Regions from separate parts of the Homo sapiens genome. Here region 1 is linked to region 2. A link is a contact called in ENCODE Hi-C data. All regions are on one chromosome and are shown on one strand. Each heading gives the region's core, a stretch centred on a gene start or an enhancer-like site at or near the end of the contact. The rest is flanking DNA. Distances are from core to core; before and after follow the strand shown. Region 1 holds the start of PTCH1 (patched 1). Region 2 holds the start of NFIL3 (nuclear factor, interleukin 3 regulated).

Region 1 (7,451 bases), core at 4,355-6,854, 4.1 Mb before region 2:
AAACTCACTGTGAGTGGTGTATCTAATTTCTGGTTATAAAGTAGTCATAATCTTTGAAGCTATTTGAACAAAACTTAGAACCATTTGGAATTATTTTCTGAAAAGAAAAAGGCTGTTTTACAAAATTATCTTCAACTTTCTACAGATAGATAAACTGATGAGGTTAATCAATGTGGATTAAAATATGTCTCCCGTTTTTATCCTCATTCCTCTCTCTCTCTCACACACACACACACACACACACACACCTTTTATTTTCTCCAGCCTCTGCCACAGTGTATAATGCCCTATTGAGACGTGTAGGCGTGATGTGTAAACCGGATTAGCAGTATGAAAGAAAGACACACAATAAGCTGGAATTGTTTTACTTCCCTTTCATTTCTCATGCCTATATTTCTGATAAATTTGTTGCTCCAGCAGTGGGTCAAAGGGATCATGTTGCTCAGCTTCTTTTTCATGCAGGACCCAATAGCAGAGATCACTGAAATGAATGGTGTGCCTCCTAGCAAACGCAAAGCTTGATAGAGATATATTAGACAGGGAGAGGCGAGGAGAGGGAAGGATGCAAAACATGTTCAAAGTCTGGGTGTTGTAGGAATACATCTCTATCCATGAGAGGAAAGCAATGTGGGTAAGAATATATTTGGAGAGAGAGGGATCAATGCAGGGGTCAATGCTCTGTTTTCTTTCAAGTTCATAGTAGGCTCTGAACATTCAGCAGTTGGTGACATGCTTAGCAAGAGAATACCAATAGCTTTTGGCAATACATAAAGTCTAATTCCCCTTTCAAGCTAGTATTTAGACCTGGAGTAATCAATGTGGAGATTTCTGGGACCTTCTCAGGACACTCCCCTCTGCCGCTTTCCCCACCCCCAGCTCACTGTAAGCTCAAAAAATGCCAGTGCTCCCGGGTTTGTGCTGTAGACCCCTCATTTACTCCTTTGTGGAGTTAGGAGCAGCTTCCCATTAAAGGAGATCAGGGGTAATTAGCAGCATTATTTTGACAAGTTGGCTAGAGCTGTTCCCTTTCCTCCAGCCTGGGGAGGGGGTAAATAAGGGGAGGAAACAGAAGGTGGAAGGGAGTAGGGGAGGGGAGTCAAGCCCAGTAGTTTTAAATTTTGTAGCTGCTGAATCTCCCCCCACCCCGTCCCCGACTTCCCTGAAACCTTTTAGACTCATTTTCTACCATCACCTTTTAAGAATATACAAAAGCTGCCAATGAGAAAATAGTAAGGCATTCTTAGGGAGCCAAGAAAATGTGGTGGATGGTGGCACATTGGCTTGAGTTGAGTCGACTCAACTCATATTCAAGGTACCTGCTTGGAACTGCTGAAGCCCTGCCTTGACCATCACTCACATCCTGTATCCTGGGCTCCCCATGCAGTAAAAGAATATTGCATCAAATCCCCAATTCCTCTCTCCATCCGACCCTCTCAACAAAAATACTGTAGGACTTAAAATCATGTTTGCAATTCCTTGTATTTCTGGAAGAGTATTAAACTCAGTAGACAAAATTATAAATGGCCCCAGGGTCAAATTACTGGAATACATTAACCCCTTTATTCATTTATACTCTGCAAAACTTGCCAAATTACATTGGATTTTAAAGACTCATTTGGTTTGATCTGAGAAACCAGTGAAAAGTTAAATCTCACTGTGGTTTTTCATAACTCCACCAAGTCTGGCTTCCACAATTGCTTACCATTGGAACATCCCAACACAAAGGGCAGATGTTTTATTTCATTGTCATCATTTGGATAATCTGATGTCATTTTTGAAATGTGTGTGGTGTGGCCATGGATATTTGTAGTATTGGAACAGAGAAGGGAGGAGATGTGAGGGAATCCGGAGAGCTTAAGGCATCTGCTTTGAAAACTACACACTCCAATGAGAAGTCTTGGATCATGACTGGGAGACCAAAATGACAATTTATGCATTGAGATGAACTTTACTTGGAAAGGGGAAATGGAACACTCAGCTGTTGCTTCATAAAGGCTGGCAACTCCTGCTGGCTGATAAGGCCCCAAGTTCTCACTTATTTTTATTTGGTAACTGTCACAAGGGGTGCCAGAGGCAGAAGGGCCATTTAAAGGGACTGTCTTCCCGGAGGACACCTTAGCAGGTCTGGCTGCCCCAGTCTGCATCTCAGATCTGTGGAATCCTTGTGGTTAGTTGAAGTTAACAAACCCGGTGTGGCACAGCAGTCCCCTGCACAGGGCATGCATATTAAAGCCGACAATGCTTACAAATGTAAATAAGGGCAGATTGATTAGGAACAACATTATCGCTGGGAATGTCGCACTCGCATGCATCAGCAATGAGGCAAATTGGGGGCAGCCTCAGCCCTGACCACCCAAGTCGAGCAGGCTTTTACACTGGCTCCTCTTCCCTTTCTTAAAACGTTACAGAAACAAGGCCAATTAGATCCTCAAAGTAATTCATCTCTAAGTATGAAAAAAGCAGACCACAGGGGAAGCGGCGGGTGGGGGGTGGGGAGATTAAGATAGCGCTCGTTAGAGCCGAGGCTCCGGAGTGCGTCCTGGAACCCACGGGTAGAATTTACAGGCCGGGACCATTGTCTGAGATGCTGAAAAGTTAACCCATCAAACAGCGGGCGAGGGGGCTCAGGGCACTGAAAGCTCCGGGGATCAATGTTCAAAACGTTTAGGAATTAAGTCAAACTAAGGGATATGGGCCTGAGTGGAAGAGGCTTTGCCACTGAAATGACGTGCATGTGGCAGCCGCCGGAACCAGAGGACATGCAGCCGCGTGCGGAGAGTGAGGCGGATCCATTACGGGCACACAGCTTACCATTTCCTTCCAGAATTCCTTCTTCCAAACAAGCTATACTGAAATCCCTCTAGTAAAAGATTGAGACGAAACACTAATAGTTTTGGGCCAAAACGTGGTGGAGAAGTTTGAAAAGACAAACATAGCAACGTGTCTTTGGCTATATGGTTCCTTGCCCTCCAGCAAGCTTGAAATATAAAAAGGCTAACATGCAAAACTAGGGGTACTACCCCCCTCCCCCAGTTTTTAAAAAGCAATTTCCAGAAGCAAACACACAATGGTTCGACTTGAAGTGTCGGCATAACCATTCAGTAAGAAAAGCTAGAATAGTAAACCTCTTTTCCTGTTTTGTGCTATTTATCAAACCTAATAAACATCAGGATCGTACTCAAAGATGAAACTGGCAATGTGTGGAGCCGTCTGAGCTCTTTATCAACTCAGTGTCATTTTCCTCGCATGCTGCCCGCCTGCTTTCCGAGTTTCCGCAGCCCTTCCCTGAGGCACTCACAAAATCACGTGCTCCTTAAGCGGTCTGAGTTTTGAATTTCCGCGCTGGCCCGGTGCTCAGGTCCCCCTCCGGATCCCGCGAACGCCCCCAAACACCTCCACCCCGTCTCCCTCTCTTCCTCGGGACATCCCGCCCTGACCCCGGCACCGCATACGGTTTGCGGGTTAGGGGGTCGGGGGAAGGGCCTCCCCCTGAAGCCGGGGAGGAGGAGAGGCTGGAGGGAAGGTGGCCAGGCTGGTGGGGGAGGGGAGATTGAGGGAGGGAGCGGGGCGAGGGAGGAAGGAGAAGGCGCAGGCCGAAGGAAGGAAGCGGGGAGGGGAAACCGCCGGGGAGGAAGGAAGGGGGCGGGGAGAGCCGGCGGACGGGCCCCCTGCGGGAGCCGCGTGGACCGCCCCGGTGGCCGGCGCGCCCCGCCGCAGCCCCCAGCGCGCCCGGGCAGCCAGCGCGGGGCCGCTGAATGGGCAGGGACTCGTGAGCGCGACCATTGGCCGGTCGCGGGGAGGCGGCGCGGGCATTGGGCAGCGTAAGGGGGCCGGTCCGCCTTCAGGAATGTACTACGGCGCGTCCGGCACGTCCGTCCGCGCCGGCTGGGCGCGCGCCTCGCCTGGGCTCTCGGGAGACCGCGCTGGAGGCCCGGAGCCGGCCCGGCGCATCCGCCTCCCTACCTACTCTGCCCCGGCCGCGCGGGCGCGGGGAGTCCGGGAGCCGGGCGCGCGCGCGCACCGGGCCTCCTGGCGCGGGGTCACGTGGCCACCGGAGCTCCGCCTTCTCCCTGCTCCTCCCCCTTTCCCTCCATCTGGGTTTCTTTCTTTCCTTTCCTTTCTTTCTTCTTTTTTTTTCAATGAACATACACCGTGCGCATCTTAAAGCCACACCGCCCCATTTCACGACTTCACTAGACTTCTCGCTACTGCCAGTCCCTCTGCAGTTCAACCCCGTTTAAAAAAAAAAATAAAGTGAAGCAAATCAAGGGTTTGCGGGTCGGGTTCCTACCGCAGGGAGGAACGTAATAACTTGGAAACGTAAGAAAAACACATTCCACTTTCCGAAAACAAAAATTTTTTTAAATAAAAAGCCTAGTTGTGTAGACGTGTCTGGCTCCAGAATCCACCTCAAAGGGTCGCGTGTTTTCCCCCTCCGCGGGAAGCGAATCCCCGGGATGCCTTGGTGACACTGGACGCGGTGTCGGGACGAATCCTCGCGATCCGCGCACAGTTTGTTTTCAATGAATCCAGCATCGGGGCATTTATAATCTCCTACGTCATACTATTATTAAATATAACATGCATACCGAGTTTTGTAAAAAAAAATACTGACTATATAAACATCTGGTTAATAAAAAGGGGTGTACAAATGAACCCAAAATAATCAGGAAAACTTTACTCTCTCAAGGAAACAATTCCGTTTCTCTAAGTTGTAAAAAAAGATTCTGTTGTTTCTCTTTTACTTATGTCACATTCGAGATTCAAATAAAAACGCCTCTGCCTCTACAAGACTGCTTCGGTGTCTGGATTCCACGTTTATAGAACACTGACTCCTTCAAACCAAGACTGTGTTTTTTTTTTTTTTAAGTTGGGGGGAGAAAGCGGCTGGGGGGCAGACGGATTTTAAGAAAGATGGCTTTTCCCAACGTCCTTGCTTTCCTCTTTAACTTTCCATTCTGTTTATCTTAATGCGAGGCGTTGTTCCCTGCAAGAGCCTAAGTCTTCCCTTTAGTTATAAAAGAAAAGAGAAGAGGAAAAAAAAATCTGGCACACACTGGCGCACTATCCAGCACGCTGTCATTATTGGTGCAGGCCTGGGAATGCGAGCCGGACCTCCCAGTATTTGCTGCAGCTTGAGGCCAAGGTGCCTCTGAAAGGCTTTTCTTTGAGGAATTTCAGAAATTGTTTAAGCGCTTAAAAAAATATTACATTTCCCCCCGTGTCTACCGCGAGGCAAATGTTCGTGTGTGTGCGTGCGCGCGCGTGTGTGCGCGCAAAGGCATCCCACAAAAAGAAGACACTGTTGAAAAGAAAAGGAATAAGAGAGAAAGGAGGGGGAGCATTCCTTAATGGAAGTATTGCATGCGAGAAGGTTGGCGCTCTCAGAGGCTGCCCCGAAGCCGAGGATGCACACACTGGGTTGCCTACCTGGGTGGTCTCTCTACTTTGGTGAGCTGTTGCTAAGCAGCTAATAATAGTCATGTTTGCTGAGTAATTTCTGCCCTCCGCGAGCCAATCGCGTCGCAGAAACCCAAGCCATCTGACAGCCCCGGGGGCGGGAGCTCCAGCCTTTTTCTCTTTCGCTCGCTCTCTCCCCCTCCACCCCCTCCCCTCCCCTCCTCCTCTTCTTTCTCCAAATGGAGAGAGTTCTTTTTTTTCTTCTTCCATCTCATCTATTGAATCAAGGAGCTGCTGCGGCCGCTGCCCGCTGCACACACACAGAGCGGAGTCCCCAGGTCCCGGGAGCGAGAGAGGCGCGCTGCACGGGGACAGAATGGTCCAGCGGGTTGCCGAGGAGCACAAGAAAGCAGAGTCCGGGACCGAGCAGCCACCGCGAACCCAGCAGCCAGAGCCCGAGCAGCCCGAGCAGCAGCTCCTGGAGCCGCCACCGCCAGCAGCAGCCACCGCGGGAGCAGCGGCAGCTGCGGCTGCCCGGGCCCGGCAGCGCTGAGACCCGCCGGGCACCCTCGGACCCCGCGGCGGCGGCGGCTCTGCGCTTGCCCTCCGCGGCCGCTCGGGCGACCCGGGAGGCGCCGAGAGAGCCAGCGCGGCCGGCGGGAGCAGCGGGGATTCGCTGGCTCTTTCTGCAGTGAAGGGGTCGCGGCGCGGGGCGGGGGGCGGGTAGGGGGAGTTGGGGACCGCAAGGAGTGCCGCGGAAGCGCCCGAAGGACAGGCTCGCTCGGCGCGCCGGCTCTCGCTCTTCCGCGAACTGGATGTGGGCAGCGGCGGCCGCAGAGACCTCGGGACCCCCGCGCAATGTGGCAATGGAAGGCGCAGGGTCTGACTCCCCGGCAGCGGCCGCGGCCGCAGCGGCAGCAGCGCCCGCCGTGTGAGCAGCAGCAGCGGCTGGTCTGTCAACCGGAGCCCGAGCCCGAGCAGCCTGCGGCCAGCAGCGTCCTCGCAAGCCGAGCGCCCAGGCGCGCCAGGAGCCCGCAGCAGCGGCAGCAGCGCGCCGGGCCGCCCGGGAAGCCTCCGTCCCCGCGGCGGCGGCGGCGGCGGCGGCAACATGGCCTCGGCTGGTAACGCCGCCGAGCCCCAGGACCGCGGCGGCGGCGGCAGCGGCTGTATCGGTGCCCCGGGACGGCCGGCTGGAGGCGGGAGGCGCAGACGGACGGGGGGGCTGCGCCGTGCTGCCGCGCCGGACCGGGACTATCTGCACCGGCCCAGCTACTGCGACGCCGCCTTCGCTCTGGAGCAGATTTCCAAGGTGCATTTCAGACTCTCTCCTCCCACTTTCTCTTCCCTCCTCTAACTCTTTGGGATCGCCCCCGCCACACACAAACACACACACTCTCTTCCTCTCTCTCTCACACACACACACACACTCACTCACACCTCTCCAGGAAAAGCAGCAGACAAATGGGGATTGAAAAATTCAAACCCTCCCTCTGGTCCTGGGAGGAAAGGGCTGTCTGAGGTCCGCAGGGGGTGGAGGTGTGTGTGTGTGCGTGTGTGTGTGTGTATACACACGCCCTCCCTGGTGTGCCTTTTCCGGAGCACTGGAAAGCCGTCCACGGCGGACCACCTCAAGGGCGGCCGCGGCACTGTCCTGCCCCGTGCCCCCTGCCCTGAACTTCTTCCTCCTGCGCCCCTGCCCCTATTTGCAGCCTAAACTCCTGTACGGCTGCCACATTTCTTAACATCTTGGAGGGGGAGGCGGAGTGGAGAGAGGCGGAGAGAGGAAGGGGGGAGGGAGCCGAAATAAAGGTGGTTTCCTTTTTTGGCAGCCAGTTTTGGTTTTGTTGAGCATGAAATCTCTGCTCCCTTAAAAAATTATTCTCGGAAAAAGATATCCCCCCCGTTTTCCAGGTTTTGAGCCGCCTCTCCTTAGGGCCTGGTCGGGGGAGGAAAAGTTGTAAACAAATTGCCACCTTAAATTCGCGGTGCGAGTCTGCGGAGCTGCCGGGTTCATTGTGTTTACGAGGCTCGCTGAAATGTGTGGAATCCAG
Region 2 (7,176 bases), core at 2,650-5,149:
GGGGTCAAGGCTGCAGTGAGCCGTGATCACTCCACTGCCCTCCAGTGTGGGCAAGAGAGCAAGACCCTGTCTCAAAAACAAAAACAACAACAACAACAACAACAACAACAAAAACGGTATGCTATGGATTCCCAGAAACTGAACTTCTGTTCCTGGAGTTTAATAAAAAGACACAAGGTGGTCCATAAACATACTACAGTGGAAAGAAAATGGTCCTGGCACACAGGAGCCCTGATGCAGGCTGCCGGCCACCAGACCAGACAGGAGGTCACCAAAGGGCTTTTAGTTATCGAAGTTTTTTCTACAAAGAAATCCATAAGTCCAATGCACAAAACAGATAGGGTAGAGCTGCCCAATTTGGTTGCCAGGTAGGCAGCCTGCTTTTTAGCCACTGAGTCCCCCGTCTCCACCCCCTGTTCCCAGGACATCTCTGTAGAACTCAGAGGACTCAGACTGTCCAGCCTCTGGGTAGGTAAGTCCTGCAGTCTTTTATTTTTTAATGAATTGCTTGCCTAAACTGAAAATCAGGATATTTTACCAAAAAAAAGAAAGTCAACTTTCTTTTGAATAATTGGAGCTGTGGGCTGTGCAGTCTTTTATTTTTTAATGAATTGCTTGCCTAACCTGAAAATCAGGATATTTTACCAAAAAAAAAAAAGTCAACGTTCTTTTGAGTAATTGGAGCTGTGGGCTCCTGGAAACAGCAATTGATGAGAGAGCTGAAAAACAGTCTTCTTCAGTGGGTCACTTTCTTTTTGCCACAGTCCACGTGTGGCTAACGTCCTGAATTCTCATTATCCATCTGACTTTACAGTTACTCCGGCCTAGTGAGGTCCACTGTAAAATCCCTGGGATATATATATGGCCTCTTGGGGATGTTCCAGCTCAAGACATTCTGCAGCTGTAGAAAAATTATTACTATATTAAATTAAGTTGTTACTAAATTACAAATTCCTATTAATTCCCATTTTAGTAAGGAGAAGTCACTGTTTTAGTCATTCTGTTCTCAAGCTATAGCTCTTATATTTGCTTAGTCAGAAACCATGTTGGCAGTATAATAAAATGAATTAGAATGTGGTTGATTGTCTTCTGCTGGTAGTTCTCATCCCTGTCCAGGCACCTCCTCCCTTGCCCCTGCCCTCAATCCACCCCTAGCACTGAGAGGTTGCTGAGAGCAAGAACCCCTTCCTCCTCCTCCTGAGAACCTTACAGCCCAGCTCCACCATCAGGCACATGCTGATGTCTTCCTAGAAGCCTCCCCACCCTGGTTAATTTGTTTCAAATATCTTAGGTTTTTATGCTCCATTTACTCGAGTTAATCTGCAAATACTTACCTACTCTGTGAATGTTCTAGGATATAATATTAGATACATCATCACTTCGGCCCTGGGGACAGATCCTTCATCCTGTTGTTTAGTGGTGTCCTAATCACCAGGAGGAGCTAAAGAGTTGTTTTCTAAGCTGGTATCTCAGATACCTTTCACACTTCCTCTGATTTCCAAGTTAGATGGTAACAATGAATGATGCACAGATATAATACATACACAATCTAAAATACTCCAAGTAAATATAGGAGCATTCGATTTCAAAATTCAGCATAAAGAATAAGTTTCCAGGTTGAGAGAACTCCTCCAGCATCACTGCCTGGGGTGGCTCCAGGCACGTTCTTTACCTGTCTTGAAGGTCGAGTTGTCTTTAAAGAAAGACATTTACTACAACGGCTTTGAAATTCCATGAAATTATTCAAAATGCAGAACAAGGTCAGAACACGTGAAGGGGAGGGTAGATTATGCAGGACAGCCCTGGATTTCTAGACAATAGCTGCATTTCTGACCCCAAAAAGGCAACTAATATGGATATGATTTTGATTTCATCTAAGAGAGGTTCTCAAAGCTACAAATAAGCATTGTAAGGTTTGGGCAAAAAGGAAACTATCAGTAAATTTGAGAAAAGTGGCCAGGCACAGTGGCATGCGCCTGTAATTCCACTACCAGGGAGGCTGTGGCCGGAGGATCCTTTGAGCCCAGGAGTTCCAGGCCAACCTGGACAACATAGTAAGACCACATCTTGAATTATTATATATGTATGAGAAAAGTGGAAATTATAAACTAAAATCAGGATTTGTTCTCATGAAGGTAGTCAAGTTTGGAAAATGTGTAGTGGAGGGGATGTGGTTCTTGCATTAGTCAGCACCGGGAAGATGGTGTCGGGGAACACGCTAAGCCCATATTGTACGTCTGAGTTTTCAGAGCCTTGTCAGCAGAGCTGTACTACCAGATAAATCACGAACAAGAGTGCGTTCAAAACCACAACGCTGCCCTGGAAGGCTTTCCAAAAACTCAACTGATAGGTGATAAAAATTTTTTAAATATGACTTGCGTTATTATGATATTAACTGTGCAAGAAGGGGAAAGGTAGAAAAGACAATCTTGGCGAGTAGATAGATCTGCTGCTCATGGCAGACACTAGGGATGGTACCTGGGTGTTCACTCTGCTCTTCTCTTTACTTTGGTTTTTGCTTTTTAAAAACGAAAGGAGCAAAAAGAAGTGGAAAGTCGTGGAGGCACTCGGCCCAGCCCCCACGTAGTTCAAGGAGACCAGGAGGGAGCTGGCTGGTGGAGGTCCTGCCCACCTGCCACACTCCGTATTTGGGCAAGCCTGTGAGTCACTGTCGGGAACATGGCTCCCTTCGCCAAGGCCAGCACTGACCACTATCCGTGTATCGGTAAACGCAGGGAGTGTGCCACGTGCCTTGACAGTCTAGCGCGACGACTTAAGAAGTCGCGGCTAGGTGCTCTTTTTTCCATTTTTTTACGTCTCTTCCGTAGCCCGGGAATTTGGGAGAGAAGACTACCGTATCCAGTTAGACGCAGAAATAACACTAAGCAGCTATCAGCTCAAAATCACAGGAAGAGATCCCGCGCGGTCGTCTCAAGCCCCAGCACCAAACGACAGTGGGCGTCCCAGCGGGGGCACCCGAGCGCGGACCTTCACATCCTCCGAGGAACGCCGCACCCGCGTGGCGGGGGTGGGTAGATGGACCTCAGCGAGCCTCGTTTCCCAGTCGTGTTACGCAACAACTTTGCAGCCGTCATCTTCGCCCTAATTGTGCAGGGGGCGGTGTTTGTGCGTGGAGCTTTCCCTCCCGGCTCCGGGCCGTCGCGGCTCTCGGGAGAGGCGCCGGGACATTTTAATCGCTGCCTCCGCCGCGCAGCCCTGCGCAGCTGCCCGGCCGCGCCAACCCCTTCCCCGCCGCAGCGCGCCCCGAGTGTTGGCAGCTTGCCAGCCGCCACCCCCCGCCTTCCCTCCTGCCCACCCCAAGGTAGAGGGCTCCTCTCGGGAGTGTGCGGGGAAGGGGAGGCCGAGGTCCGGGCCACGCCCGGGTAGCCGCAACCCGCAGTGCTCAGTCGGCAACAGGTAGCCCAGCAGGCTGCGGCTCTCAGGAAGACAAAAAGCGCCTCTGCGAGCAAGTGAGGGTCGCGGGGAGCGCAGAGCCACCGCGGCGACCGGGAGGGTGAAGGGAGCCAAGAGCGGACGGGGCGGTGGGACGGGGGGCTCCCGGGCTCCTCCGCAGGCTCGCTCCGGTCGTGTCGGCCGCGTGGGCCGTTGCGCAACACTCGTTGCGCCGGGAATGGGGCGCCAGCCCTCGCGGGCGCTCGGACGGCGGTGGCCCTGGCCGGGGAGGGACGCGAGCTGGTAGTGGCGCCGCCGCGGAGGGGGAGCTGAGGGCGGGGAGGCGGGGCGGGGCCGCGGAGTGCCCGCCCCGGCCCGCCCCTGCCGGCCGCGGCCATTGGCGGCGGGCCGGGGGCGGGTGCGGGCGCGGCGATTGGGGCCGCGGCCGCCAGTCACGCGGGGCTGGCGGGCGGCGACGTAGCGCGGCGCTCGGAACTGACCTACTAACACACATCTCTCCGCGCGGCCACGGCGCCCGCGGACCCGGCGCGCCCGCCCGCCTCCCGCGCCGCGCCCTCGCCGCCGCCCGCCTCCCGCCGCGGCCCCGGAGGCCCGGCCCGGCCCGAGCCCCGAGCGCCGGCGGCCCGACTCCCGGCCGCCCCTTTCTTTCTCCTCGCCGGCCCGAGAGCAGGAACACGGTAAGCGCTCCGCCCACCGCCGGCCGGGGGCCCGGCGACCGCTCCCAGGGCGCGCTGCGGGCGGGCGGGCGGGCGCGGGGTGCGGGCCGCGCTGTGTGCGGGGTCGGGCTGTAAGCTGGGCTCGCCAGCGGCGGCGAGTGCGCGCGGGGCATTCATTACATAAACTTTTGCTGCCTTGTCAGGATGGGACTCGCCACCTTAAGGTGGCTGCTTTGATTGCAGCGCCTTCGCGCCGGCACGTAGTCCTGGCTGGTTTGCGCTCTCCCCCCGCTGCTGTTGCATAATGTCTCCTGATTTCAGGAAAATTGATGTTTTGGTAAAGAAGAGCGCCAGGCAGGCTGAGCCCTCTCCGAGCGGGAAGATGCTCTTTCCTCTCTAGTGTCTTTCTTTCTCGTTCCTTCTCTGGGGCTGGCGGCGTAGGGGGGAGAGGAATGGGGGGTTGAGGAATGGGGAATAGTCTTAATTTGCTTGGTGAGAAAAAGGGTTGGTAGCGTGAACGGTGACGGCATTCGGAGAATGCCTGCGCGGCGTTTGTTTGTGTCAGGGGCTGTGTCTGCACAGACGTTTTCCACCCTGTTTGTCGTCAGCGTGTTTTACAAGCCCTCGGGAAGGTTGTGGGATTTGTCCTTTCATACATTGCATAATCTGCCCACGGTGAAATGTTGGCAAGAATTGCGGGCTGATGTGGGAATATGCGCGTATGTGTGCAATGATTTGGTAATTGAGGCGCAGCGTTGGATATTAGATCGTTATTTACGTCTATATTACGTCCCAAATAAACAGGTTTTAAAACGATACTACAAAACCTAAAAGCAAGAATTGCTCGCATTGAATTCTGATCTTGGGTACTACTGGGGTTCGCCCTTTCAATGTTCTCAGCTGTTATTTTTAAATCTGGGACGAACCATTGTGACGTTTACCTCCCCACCTTCCTAATTTTAATGCATTCCATTCGATCAGCCCTTTTTCTCACCTTATTGTCATTGCTTTTTCAGACACGACAAGACAAATCACATAATAGTTTCCTGGAAATGTTGCATTATGTAACTGCCGAATTTGCTGGCAGTGAGCATAGAGAGAGGGAGCTAATTACGTGATTTTATAATCTTGCTACAAAGAAAGTAGGACAGTCTCAGCCTTTAAGAATGTCACTATAACAGTTTTTTTTTTTTCCTTAAGGATATTTTAAACAGGAAAGTAGACAACCGGGTAAGCATGGAGTTTGCTCATGCTGCCGAATGTGTGTCTTTTGCCCTAAATGAAACGCACGTTCTTCTAAATTTAGCCCTATCACATTTTAACAATTGTGGCCTCGCAGTGCTATTTCTGGTGTTTTCTCCAGGGCTGTGTGCAAATACAAGTTCAAGGCCATTTGCTGTAGTTTTAACTCCACGCCTTCGGAGACCTTTGATAAGATTGTATTTTTAGGAAGGCATTTCGCAGCGCCCGGTGATTTGCTGGATGCTGGCTCCCATTTATGTTTTTAAAGGACACTTTAGGAAACTGCTGTTCTCTGAGAACAGCAGGGAATGGCCAAGTGTCATCTTCTGTTCTTGGCTTTTGTAAATAACAACAGTAAGTGAGGTCAGAAGTATTTATTTACCCCCAGACCAGATATGACCTATGGGAAACAGATATAGGTTAGTAGATTGTTTTTTTGTCTGGATACCCTGGTTTTACTTATGTGAAGATGTGTGAATATGTAATTTACCCAAATATTAAATTTCTTCCTGGACTGTTACATAGTGATTATGTGTGAATATATGTATATGATGGGATGTATATATAACGTAACATTTAAATTAAGTGCAGGGTTTTTTTTTGTGGGAGGTGGGGGGTGGACGTCTCTGGAACAGAGTATATTACCCCAAATAATTGCAGTCGCTTTCCAAGAAGCTAGTTGCTCTAGGCCCCCAGCTTCAGACCCCGACCTACTTTGCGAGCTCGGGTGGGAGTCCCAGGCCTGTAGGGGCCGCGTGGCGCCACCTTCCGATCGCGATCTCCAATGGCGAGTCCGTGCGGCCCCCAGTGCGCCGCTCCCTCCTGCGGGCCGGTGGGGTCTGCGAGAATCCGGGGCTGGGGGCGGGTCTGGTAGTGGCGGGCGGGGACCTCGGGTCGGGACCGAGAAGCGCCTCCGAACGGCAGTTATACTGGGGCTGCTCAGTGGCCTGAGCTCCTCCCTGCCCCCTCCCCACATTCCTTTGTTCTGGCGCGGGGGGTCCTCGCGGCGCCGAGGCCCCGCTGCGCCGCCCACCCGGAGGGAGGAGGGTCTCTGGGAGGCGCCGCGTGGGGGCGCGGCCCGTGGAGCCCGGGCGCTAGGGACCGGCCGGGGCCGGCGTACGGGTGCGCTCTGGGTTCGCCCGGGCCGCGGGAGCCAGGGAGCCAGGGAGCCAGGGACCCCGGCTCCCGCACGGGGCAGACAGGGGCAGCGCGGGCGACCCGGAGCGCCTGCGTCTCCGCGGCCCTCCTTCCAACAGGGCAAATCCAGGGGCCTGACTCCGCGCCTGTTCTGCGGTGAGGTTCAGAAACCTGCAGACACCTTTGTTCCAAGAGTCTTCATTGTATTTCGGAACCAAGCGCGTCTCCATTCTTGAAGTGAAAAAGACCTTAAGAAAAACCTCCAAACGTCCACCGGCCACAGAAATTGGGGGTGGAGGCGCTCCAGTATTGATAGTGATTAAAAGGAAGGCCTCAGCTTGACTTTGGCCAGTTGAGTTGAGCCGATTTTTTTTAACCTTTAATTTATGTGGTCAAAGGCTAGAGGAGAGAGAACACTGATCTCCAGAGTTCAAAATAAAATCTAAACGCCCACATAGACGCTGCTGTCCTACTGTAAAACTACAGTACTTTCATCCTCGCATAAAGACTTCCAAGATTGTACCCATGCAGTAATTCATGGAGACATCACAGATGTTCTCCTGAAGCATATCAACGCAATCTGCTCTTTGTTGAAAACTGACCGAAAACTTGCTTTCTTTGGCATCATACCCTACACCGCTATCCCTAATCAGTTTCCCTCCTGTTACAGGCAGTAGTTAGAGAACAGGTTTCGGTGAGGTACAGATCCTAAGAGCGCAGGCCCTGG

What was found. A loop is a pair of places that touch in the nucleus more often than their neighbours do. Pooled maps may share reads with other maps.
Region 1: a loop to region 2 is called in a map of naive thymus-derived CD4-positive, alpha-beta T cell, with 13 times the contacts of the local background. The contact joins the promoter of PTCH1 here to the promoter of NFIL3 in region 2. A Hi-C loop is called at or near these places in 1 of 168 maps with a recorded cell type or tissue (naive thymus-derived CD4-positive, alpha-beta T cell) and 9 of 50 pooled maps.

Annotation. Positions count from the first base shown.
Region 1 is chr9:95,507,419-95,514,869 of GRCh38, reverse strand. PTCH1 (patched 1) reads left to right here and starts at 5,604. Exons shown (of 24, transcript NM_000264.5): 1 at 5,604-6,709. The coding sequence starts at 6,509. RefSeq lists enhancers at 1,838-2,810, 2,676-3,437, 3,438-4,201, 5,155-5,704, 7,290-7,451 and silencers at 3,365-3,414, 3,635-4,074, 6,349-6,668, 7,449-7,451.
Region 2 is chr9:91,420,555-91,427,730 of GRCh38, reverse strand. NFIL3 (nuclear factor, interleukin 3 regulated) reads left to right here and starts at 3,899. Exons shown (of 2, transcript NM_005384.3): 1 at 3,899-4,091. LOC105376146 (synapsin-1) reads right to left here and starts at 3,698. Exons shown (of 2, transcript NR_188612.1): 1 at 1,335-3,698; 2 at 121-901. LOC124902209 (a long non-coding RNA gene) reads right to left here and starts at 6,109. Exons shown (of 2, transcript XR_007061661.1): 1 at 6,027-6,109; 2 at 5,672-5,712. RefSeq lists silencers at 1,055-1,251, 3,562-3,961.